2 separate regions of the Homo sapiens genome follow, and region 1 is linked to region 2. Evidence: read pairs that join two places in POLR2A ChIA-PET (ENCODE). Cell type or tissue: GM12878. All regions are shown on one strand. Links, peaks and the distances in the headings refer to the core of each region. The heading gives the core; the rest is flanking DNA.

Region 1 (5,372 bases), core at 324-5,323, 180 kb before region 2:
GCCACTAGCTACATGTGGCTGTTGAGCACTTGAAATACAGCCAGTCTAAAGGGAGATGTGTTATAATTATAAAAGGCACACCAAATGCTGAAGACTTAGCATGAAAAAAGGATTGTAAAATAGCTCATTAATTTTTTAATTGATTATAGGTTGGAATAATATTTTGAATAGTCAGTCATAAAATATATTATTGAAATTAATTTCACCCTCTTTCTTTTTCCTTATTTTAATGTGACTACTAGAAAAAACTAAATTATATATGTTGTTCACATTATATTTCCATTGGACAGCACTGGTCTAGCACAAGTCCTAAGTGGGTAGTGTCTAGCGCTTCACTGTGCCATATGGTAGCAACTAGTCTCATGTGATAATTATATTTAAATGCAAATTATTTAAAGATGATACTTCTAAAATTCAGTTCCTCAGTTGTGCTAGTCACATTTCAAGTGCTATTGCTGTATGGCTGGGAGCTACCAGACTGGACAACACAGATAGAGAAGCCTCATAGCATCCCAGAAAGTTGCATTGAAATGTGCTGATCAAGGGCAGGAGTTCAAGACCAGCCTGGTCAACATGGTGAAAACCTGTCTCTACTAAAAATACAAACATGAGCTGGGTGTGGTGGTGTGCACCTGTAATCATAGCTACTTGGGAGGCTGAGGCAGGAGAATCGCTTGAACCCAGGAGGTGGAGATTGCAGTGAGCCGAGATTGCGCCACTGCTCTCCAGCCTGGAGACAGAGTGAGACTCCATCTCAACAAATAAAAACAAAAAAGGAAAAGTGCTGGTCCAGCACATCACTAAGCAAGCATTAAAATTGAGAATGCCTAGTCTGGGCGCAGTGGCTCATGCCTTTAATCCCAGCACTTTGGGATGCCGAGGCGGGTGGATCACGAGGTCAGGAGTTCGAGACCAGCCTGGCCAATATGGTGAAACTCCGTCTCTACTAAAAATACAAACAATTAGCCGCGCGTGGTGGTAGGTGCCTGTAATCCCAGGTATTCAGGAGGCTGAGGCAGGGGAATCGCTTGAACCCGGGAAGTGGAGGTTGCAGTGAGCCAAGATCTTGCCATTGTACTCCAGCCAGGGTGACAGTGTGAGACTACATCTCAAAAAAAAAAAAAAAAAAAAATCCCTGAGAATTCCTCAATTCCTCTCTGCTAAGCCATTGTCCATGGAGACTGTAATGAAATGCCATGAAAATAAAAGTGTCATATTAAAGGTAAAACTGTGCAAATAGTGATAACGCATAGTTGGCAATGATAGTTATTAAACCAGGTGTTCGTCCTTGGAAAGTCTAATCTCTAAGCACTGCTCAGAATATAGCTTCAGAGATGGTATTTATCCATTGGGGTGACCACTTAATTTTGAGGGACAGAAAAGATGCAAATTAGGCAGATAAAACTGGAAACACATATAGCATTTTAATAAGTTGTAGTGAACAAGAGCTTCCATTTTGGCTCTAATCTCTTTGAAGGGGCTTGGAAGTTAGACGACAAAGCAAGGCCTGTGGTCCCCCAGCCAGACAATGCCAGTGTTCCTTCCTCTGTGCCCTGCTGCCTGGAGGTTAAGAGAGTAGTGACAACGGTATGTTTGTTTAGAGGATTGGGGGCTGCACGGTGGGGAAGTCACAGATTTTAAAGTAAGCACTTAAGGGGAAATTTCTATAAAGCCAAGTGTCAAAATTATTCCTAAACCTAAACCCTCAGAATCAGAAACCAAAATTAACGTCATCAGCTTCTCTTTGCTTTTGGCTGTGACCTTTTTGTACCCCAGCGCCATAGAAGGCCCAGGTGTCATCAGAAGAATAAGAAAAGTAGATAATAGGAGTTAAAAAAAAGAACTGGAGTCTTATTTTCTTTCTTCGGCACACTCTCCTTTTCGTGGTGGGAATGGGGGTGTGTGTCCGAACATGTTTATTTAAATGTACATTTGGGCCAGGCACGGTGGCTCACGCCTGTAATCCCAGCACTTTGGGAGGCCGAGGTGGGTGGATCAGGAGGTCAGGAGATCGAGACCATCCTGGCTAACACAGTGAAACCCCATCTCTACTAAAAATACAAAAAATTAACCAGGTGTGGTGGCAGGTGCCTGTAGACCCAGCTACTCGAGAAGCTGAGGCAGGAGAATCCCTTGAACCCAGGAGGCAGAGGTTGCAGTGAGCAGAGATCGCGCCACTGCACTCCAGCCTGGGCGACGGAGCAAGACTCCAGCCTGACTGACGGAGTGAGACTCCATCTCAAAAAAAAAAAAAAGTACATTTGATGGAACCACTCCGTCGTTTGGTTATGTTTATTGTGTTTGTCTAGAAGTGAAGGTTATCAGGGAAATTATCCCTTCTTGAATGCCTGCATGTTATTATTCTCTCCAGTGTTCAGAGGAGGAAACTGAGTCTTCTAATGATAAAGTTCGTTGTCCAGCGTCACCAGCTGGTTAGTAGCTAAACCAGGATTTAAACCCAGGTTTTCCCTGAAGCCGAGCTCTGTTTTACACCAAAATAGCTCTTCTGGGCACCAAGGCAGGCACAACGGAGTTCCCTGCTGCCAGCATTAATGTGGGTATAAATGAGTTAACACTGAACACTGCTTCTGGGGCATGCGATGTAGCCGATTAGATTCTCCGCGGACTCTGAGTCCAGAGGCTAGGAGTCTTTGTTTTGTCACTGATAAATGATCTGCGGGCTCTTAATCCTGATTCTATATTCCTCATTTGTAAAGCTGTTGGCATATTTGCACTGAGCAGATCGCTCTCTCTGCCAGCTTAGCTTCACGTGGCAATTTGGGATTTTTTTTTTTCTTTAAGATTTTATAACGCCGAGAGTAAAATGGGAATGTTTTCATAAATGCTTAAGCATCTTTAGTGAAGCTAATTTATAGAATTTAAATGTTCCTCTCCGGCAGTTTTAAACTCAAATTTCTCAGCGGTGGTTGGGGGGTTGGGGCCAAGAAACAGGAAACTGCTCTGTTTCACTGTTCATACTCAACAATAAAAAATTAAACGGCCTAAAAAGTGCAAGCTAGAGAGAATTTTTTTCAGACGTACCCTCCTCTGAATTGGAGTGATGGTGATAAAGGCAAAAATGGGATTCTTCTCTTTTCCGGGTCCCCCGGCCCTCCTTGGCAGGGGCCTGGCGGCCACACCTTAAATTTCTGGGGTGACTCAGCCCCTGTGGCACAGTGCTAGGCATGACACCCAGCACCTTACTCAAGTCACCTTTGCCAGCGGCTTGCCTCCCAGCCCCTCCCTTGGGAGCATGCTTTGGCAATGGCGTGACTGGGTGATGAAGAACCTAAACTGGATTGTGCAACCTTGCGAGGTTGTGTAACCACCACGGCTGCACTTATTGCACAGTCGGCTAGAGAGCTTAGCGCACAGCCAGAGTCTGCAGTGAGGTTCCCATGGTAAGATTTTTTTGGGAGCCACTTTCTGCTTCTATTTTACATCCCGTCCTTGTTTTAGCACCTGTTTTTGTTGCCAGAAGATGAGATGGCATGAAGTCTGTCTTCCTCTCTCTTCTTATATGGAACCAGGTGGTGTATACATAAGTAGATATTTAATATATCAAAAGGGGAGGCCTTTCTCCTCACTTCTCGTTTATGGCTTTGGGAGTTCAAAAGCCTCCTTTTTTCTCTCAGCCCTAACCAAACACAAAAGATACTCAATTTTCTCTCTGGATGTGCTGATTCAGCTTTTTTTTTTTTTTTTTTTTTTTAACTGTGCATAGTGGACACCCTCCTAGCCTTCAGCTCAAGAGATTGCGGACTGTATAATAATAGAAGTAATATGGCCGGACTCGGTGGTTCACGCCTGTAATCCCAGCACTTTGGGAGGCCGAGGTGGGCAGATCACGAGGTCAGGAGATTGAGATCATCCTGGCTATCACGGTGAAACCCCGTCTCTACTAAAAAAATACAAAACCATTAGCCGGGCATGGTGGCGGGCGCCTGTAGTCCCAGCTACTCAGGAGGCTGAAGCAGGAGAATCACTCAAACCCAGGAGGCGGAGGTTGCAGTGAGCTTAGATCGTGCCACTGCACTCCAGCCTGGGCGACAGAGTGAGGCTCCACCTCAAAAAATAATAATAATAATAATAGAAGTAATAATGGAAGTAATATAACAGCTAACATTTAATAAGTGCTTATGCTGTGCCCAGTGCCATATAATAGATACCTATCCCTTAATTCTCACAATCCTGAGATAAGTGTTATAATCATCTTCCCATTTTACTGGTGAGAAAACTGAGGCTCAGAAAGATTCTGTAATTTATCCAAGGCCACACTGTTTGTAAGTGGCATGACAAGGCGAGCACCCTGGTCCATGTCATGCGTATCTCACGTGTCTCGCTGAGCAGAAGCTCAGCTTTCCAGATTGCCTATGGTGGAAAGGAAAGACATTCCTTAGGCTAGCCTCTAGGCTAACAAGGTTTATCTCATTACATTAAATAACCGTATACTTGAAAATCATTCTTAGTCCAGGATAAGGTAGGCTACACTGCAGCAATCAACCCAAAGTATTAGTGGCTTAGCATAGCAAAGGTTTATTGCGGACTCTTGCAAAATCTAATGTGAAAGTCCAGGCTGGATGGAAGGGCATGTGTTGATGTTTCAGCTGATGGTCCCAGCTGAGTCCAGCCTCAGAGTTGTCCCGTCCCAGACCCCAGGCATATGAGGGAAGAAGTTTCCAGGCAATTTCTTTTTCTTTATTTTTTTTCTTTTGAGATGGAGTTTCACTCTTGTTGCCCAGGCTGGAGTGCAGTGGTGTGATTTCAGCTCACTGCAACCTCCACCTCCTGGGTTCAAGTGATTCTCCTGCTTCAGTCTCCCGAGTAGCTGGCATTACAGGCGTGCGCCACCATGCCTGGCTAATTTTTTGTATTTTTAGCAGAGACGGGGTTTCATCATGTTGGCCAGGTTGGTCTTGAACTCCTGACCTCAGATAATCCACCTGCTTCGGCCTCCCAGAGTGCTGGGATTACATGCATGAGCCACCGCACCCAGCCTTTCCAGGCTATTTTTGCTTCTAACATTTCAAGTCACCTGCAGCTATTCATGTTGTTATGGGCTGTTTGTGTACCCCCAAAATGCATATGTCAGACCCCTAATCCCCAAAATGATAGTATTTGGAGATGGGACCTTTAAGAGGTGATTAGGGTTAGATAAGGCCATGACGGGGTGTAGGGGAGACCCGGTTTGATAAAATCAGTGTCTTAATGAGAAGAGACAGCAAAGAGCTCCTTCCTCTCTCTCAACTGTATGAGGACAGAGTAAGAAGGGGGCCCCCTGTAAGCCAGAAGGAGAGCCCTCGCCAGAAACCAAATGGGCTGCCACCTTGATCATGAACTTCCCAGGAGCCAGAACAGTAAGAAAATAAATT
Region 2 (5,372 bases), core at 208-5,207:
ATCATTATTTTATGTTTTGCTGAGAAAGAAACAATACTGACCATTAAATTATGGCACAGTGTTGTTTTTAAGATGCATTCCAGGCCAGGCACGGTGGCTCACTCCTGTAATCCCAGCACTTTGGGAGGCCGAGGTGGGCAGATCACGAGGTCAGGAGATCAAGATCGAGACCATCCCGGCTAACACAGTGAAACCCCGTCTCTACTAAAAATACAAAAACAAAATTAGCTGGGCGTGGTGGTGGGTGCCTGTAGTCCCAGCTACTCTGGAGGCTGAGGCAGGAGAATGGTGTGAACCCAGGAGGCAGAGCTTCCAGTGAGCCGAGATCGCGCCATTGCACTCCAGCCTGGGTGACAGAGCGAGACTCCATCTCAAAAAAAAAAAAAAAAAAAAAAAAAAAAAGATGCATTCCAGTTTCAGAATGTTAAAATGTAAAATAAAAATTGTATCTTAGAATTGAAGAACGGTAATAGGGAACCAGACAAATGTGGTCTCTGCTCTAATAGAGCTCATATTCTATAGGAAGAGCAGGTGTTCGGTTGGTCAGTAGCGTGAGGAATGTGTTGCAAGGACAGGCGCAGGACACTCTGGAAGTGAATGGCAGGGCAGTCAGTGGGGTGCTAAGTCTTTCTCAAGACAAGATGCTGAAGTTGAAACCAGAAGGATGGGGAAGAGTTACTGGACAAGAGAGAGGAGGGTCAGCGGAGAAGGATCCTTCCAGGCAGAGAGAATGGCAGGTAAGCAGATCCCAAGGTGAGAAACAGCGTGATGCATTTGAGGAACTGGCAGATCCACGTGGCTGCCCTGGGGTGGATGTCAAAGAAAAGCCAGAGCTAGATGGTAAAGCACTAAAAACAAACTTTATCTAGAAAAATGGTTGCCATCAGGGAAAAGAGACCTCAGTATAGAACTGGGTTCAATTCCAAATATAATAGGAAAAGTGGGAATTTTTAGCCAAGCAGTAGGGTGGGGTTAGTGGGTGGAAAATTACTAAGAGGAAACATCAGGGTAAGGGGGGATTCTGACTCAATGGACCTAACAGGATTCTCACTGAAGGCAGGCCAGGAGGATGGTGGAGGATGGTGGAGGATGAGGAACAGGATCAGATATCAAGGGTGAGCATGTGGCAGATGGAGGATTTTGCTAAACTGACTCATAGGGCTTTTGCTAGAATCAGACAATGCAGAGAGGAACGCAGAAGCCCCAAAGCTAGGGCTTCTTTGAGAAGAGAGCTCAGAAGAACCGGAGTGGAGTTTGGTCAAGGAGAGAATCTTTGTCATGGACGGGGGAAGAACAGCCTGCAGGGAAGCTGGAGTGGTCCGTGGTGGCCTGCGTGGACTGGGGGCCTGGGAAACCATGGGAAGGATGTTGCGCTCTCTCCCATGGGCCGTGGGAAGCCACGGATAAGACACGTGAAGGTGGGGGCAGTGGGAACATATGGGGGATGGCTTCAGGAAGTATTTCAGGCTAGAATCGCCAAGATTTGATGACAAACTGGATGAGAGTAGCAAGCTGCGTTATCACCATGGGGATACTAATTTTGTGGAACTAGAGAATCTGCCGTATTATTTTCTGATTGTGCTTGCTTTCCACTTTGCTGCTCCAGGCCCCCCACTAGTCTGGGTAATTGAGAGTAAAAGAGCTTATACTTTTGGAATAGAGAGATCTTTGCTTTTTTCTGTCACCAAATAGAACCAAGTGACTAAGCAGGCAGAGATAATTTCTACAGAAGTCGTGCAGGGCATGTGATAGGAGAAGTGCTAATTTTAGTTTAGTTTTCCAAATATGGATGGAAAAAGCTTTATATTTAAAAAAAAATAGTCTGCGTTTAGGGGATCCAATCAAAAATGTCACAACCTGGAATTTGAAGGGTGGTCAGTATTTACGCCAAACCTTGTGGCTGCAAGTGATGTCAAGAGCTTCATTAGAGAGTCCGTAGGAAAGAATCATCACCCTTAAGGAATTCCTGTAGATTTTCATAGAATGAAGCTGCTGGAGGTCCATTTAACAGGAAGAATGTGGAAGCCTTTTTTCCACTTTTAATTTAGAGTTTGAAAGCCCAGCTGGGCTGAGAGAGGCAAAAATGCTGACTCCATTCGAAGAAACTGAAGGAGGCTGGGAGAGGTTGATTGCTGCCTTTGTGTACAGGTGGGGTTTTCTTCTTAGTAATAGAGTGTTTGCATGACAAAAGCTTCCTTTTCTTTAACCACAGCAGCAGGAGTTTGAAGATTTCTGAAACGTCTTTCATTTAGAAGCAAGTCAGAATGATTCTGTACTCAAAGACAGTAGTTGCTTCCTGATAACTTTGTTACTGCGGTAATCTTTAGGGCTGTTTCTTTAGTCTCCCCCATTTCTTTCAGGTGCAGGTTTCCCCTCCTTGTCCCTCTCCAGTTGGTCCCTGCCTCTGTCCTAGCTCTCTCTCCCCGGTGAATGGCGGAGTCCATCCTGGACACCTGGCAGAGTGTGATTCCTCCTGAGGTGGAAGGACTGAGTTTCAGAGCAGTCAGGGATCAGGGGTAGGGCTTGCTGTCTCTCTGCAAGTTTGCTCTGCAAGTTTCTGGAGCCCTAAGACTGCTGTGTTGTGCTGCTTGATTGTAGAGGGGACATTTATCCCTCCATGGACTGACTGCTGTGGCTCTCAGCTCCCCAACCCCCAACACCCTTTGACTCTCTTGGGTCTTTCTAACATTCGTTCATGCACACATCATTTGCAGAGTGCCTGCAATTGCCCGGTCTCACCCAGGTACTGGAAGAAATACAAACTATTATAGATCAGCTCAAAGTTGCTCACAGTCCTGCAAGGGAGAAACATAATAGCCTGCAGATAATTACCCTCAAGTGTGATAAATGCTGTAATAGAGGAATGAGCAGCATGCCGTGGGAGCTTGAGGCTGGCAAGGAGTGACAGTTTTTCCTAGGGGGATATGGCAAGGCTTCAGAGAAATGAAATCGCTGCCCAGTCTTTACAAATACATAAAAATGGACCTGAAAACAAACGTGGGGCTGGGCATCTAGCCAGAGAGGGAATAGTATAGCCAAAGACAGAGATTCTGTATGGCTGGAGCAAAGTGTGCATGTGTATGTGTGGGGAGTGGGAGACGTGAAACTGTTAGGGTGCATTGAGGCTGACTGCTGGGGGCCCCCTCCCTGCAGGATCCAATGAGAAGGTGGAGACAGAGGAAGAAACCCAGGAGAAATGAGATGTTCAACCCTGGAAAAGAAATTCATAGGAGCAGCTCGTTATCACTGCATGCCGTGAGAATTCTGCTTATCCTTGTGTCTTACTGAGCCCTGCTAGCCTACAGGCAGGATGAGCCTGGGGAATCGGGGAATCGTAGACCTGTGAATTTCTAGGGGTGAGAAGAGTTTGGGAAGCTCAGTGACCATAGAAGGGATATCCTCCCCCTCCTGCTTCCAACAAGTGGCTTGAAAAACTTACCTGGGTTATTCAATCAGGTCAGTTATGTCTTTTTTTTTGGCCCCAGTTTGACTTCCTGATAGCTTTGTGGCCAGTGAAAGGTGGAAATGTGCTCTGTGTTGCAAATATGTCAGTTCTTGTCACATCCCCCAAGTACTCCAAGCAGCTCTTTCTTGTTTCCACCTTGTTTTCCTCTCTGGAAACCCACCATGTTATCAGTCTGTTTCATCTTTTTTTTTTTTTTTTCTTTCTCTGAGATGGAGTCTCACTCTGTTGCCCAGGCTGGAGTGCAGTAGAGCGATCTCAGCTCACTGCATCCTCCGCCTCCCGGGTTCAAGCACTTCTCTGCCTCACTCTCCCGAGTAGCGGGGATTACAGGCGCCTGCCACCACACCCGGCTAATTTTTATGTTTTTAGTAGAGATGGGGTTTCGCCATCTTGGCCAGGCTGGCCTGGACTCTTGACCTCGTGATCCACCTGCCTCGGCCTCCCAAAGTGTTGGGGTTACAGGCGTGAGCCACCACGCCCGGCCCAGTCTGGTTCATCTTTAGTTCATTTTGTGGAATGCCTCTAAATGACACTTACCCATCTTCTCCCATTGGTTCTCTTCCTTGAGATTTTGTGCCCTTTATCATGTGTCTGCTGCTCAAATTTGCATCAGTAGGTCAGCTGTTATTGAAACCCTCCTTTTTTTCTTTAAGAAAATTTATTTGTACCTCTACAGCAGAAATAGAGAGAGAATAAGTTTGTGCAAACCACACTTTATGAAATGGATCCTCATAGCACATCCTTTTTAATGCAGGCTTGTTGTTGCAACATTATTCCTGGATTTTCAAAATCCAGCCAACATGGATACCTCTGCTACTCTGAAACCCTCCTTTTTGCAGAGCACATTGCTAGGTGCTGAGAGTCAAGAGAATTCCTATGAGCTGCTTCATTCTAGTAGCTTATTTTTTAATTGAAGAGAAAGACCAGGAATACACAACCATCTCTTTGACCACTACTAACTTGAGAAATGTTGCATAAGGCCTTCTATTTAAAAGTAAACGTGAATTCCCCATATATCCAGAGTGCCAGGGGACTTAATGTATGTTAAATTAGTTGCCCTGTCCTCAGCAACTTCCAGACCGTGCACTCATGACCTTTGGAAGGGGCAGCCCTCTGCTCTCCAAGACACCTCCCTGCCATCTCAGTCATTGTTGACCAAACCTTAAGTGGACAATTGATCCTAGGCTAGTCTGTTTATCAGCTGGCCAGCAGCAAATCAGAATGTCTCTTTCAAAGACACTCAGGGCTGAATCAGCCTTAGGATGCTAAGCAAATCATTCCGTAGGATAGGACACAGTCACATAGAAGCTACAGCTGGGAAAGGCAGAATTCATAGTAGAGAGTGCTGGTCCACCTAGAGGCCAGCCCAAGAGGCCAGAGGTGGCCATCCCCAAAAGAGAGATGGAGAGAGTATTTGCTTTTTTTCCTCAGATGTTTTCCCAAATCCCCAGGAAGCCCAGTATCTCTGCCTTTTCAGTGAAGCCTCTGTCTTCTAGAGTATGCCTTTCCCTTCATTTGAACTGATTTGAGTGGATTGCAAGCTCTTACCAAGAATGGTCAGTGTCAGTCAGTCATACATGGAGTCATGGAAGACCTACATTGCATACCTCTGACAAATAGGAAGGAATGGGAAGACAGGGAAAAGGTTCAGAAAGACAGATATGTGCACATCTTTTGAGGGACTTTTGGGATCTAGTTTCTAGGGTTTCTTCTATGATTCTTTCTCACATTAGGTTCTTAATGTGGAATATTTGAGGTGGCCCAGGGATTCTGTATTAGTTAGAACATAGGGTAAGCTGCCATAACAAAGAGATCCCATCGTGAAGTGGCTAAAATGAGATGCAGGTTATGGCTTAATAAGTGCCTTCGATGAGAAAAAGATCTCTCACTTGGAATACCCCAGAGA

Evidence for each region. Peaks named below come from ENCODE experiments on the same cell type or tissue, not always from the same donor. Only the 100,000 strongest peaks of a DNase experiment are listed, where the experiment ranks them.
Region 1: POLR2A ChIA-PET joins it to region 2 with 9 read pairs; 2 of 35 experiments call an interaction of 5 or more read pairs at or near these places.

The regions. Positions count from the first base shown.
Region 1 is chr11:35,924,660-35,930,031 of GRCh38, forward strand. No RefSeq gene overlaps it. Among named protein-coding and RNA genes, the nearest start is that of LDLRAD3, 17 kb to the right of the region's middle. In GM12878, for the core only: no CTCF peak of the experiment used is centred there; no DNase peak of the experiment used is centred there.
Region 2 is chr11:36,107,947-36,113,318 of GRCh38, forward strand. All of the region lies in intron 4 of LDLRAD3 (low density lipoprotein receptor class A domain containing 3), which reads left to right. Among named protein-coding and RNA genes, the nearest start is that of MIR3973, 100 kb to the left of the region's middle. RefSeq lists enhancers at 199-724, 725-1,248, 1,773-2,296, 2,069-2,248, 3,347-3,870. In GM12878, for the core only: no CTCF peak of the experiment used is centred there; a DNase peak (open chromatin) is centred at 2,233.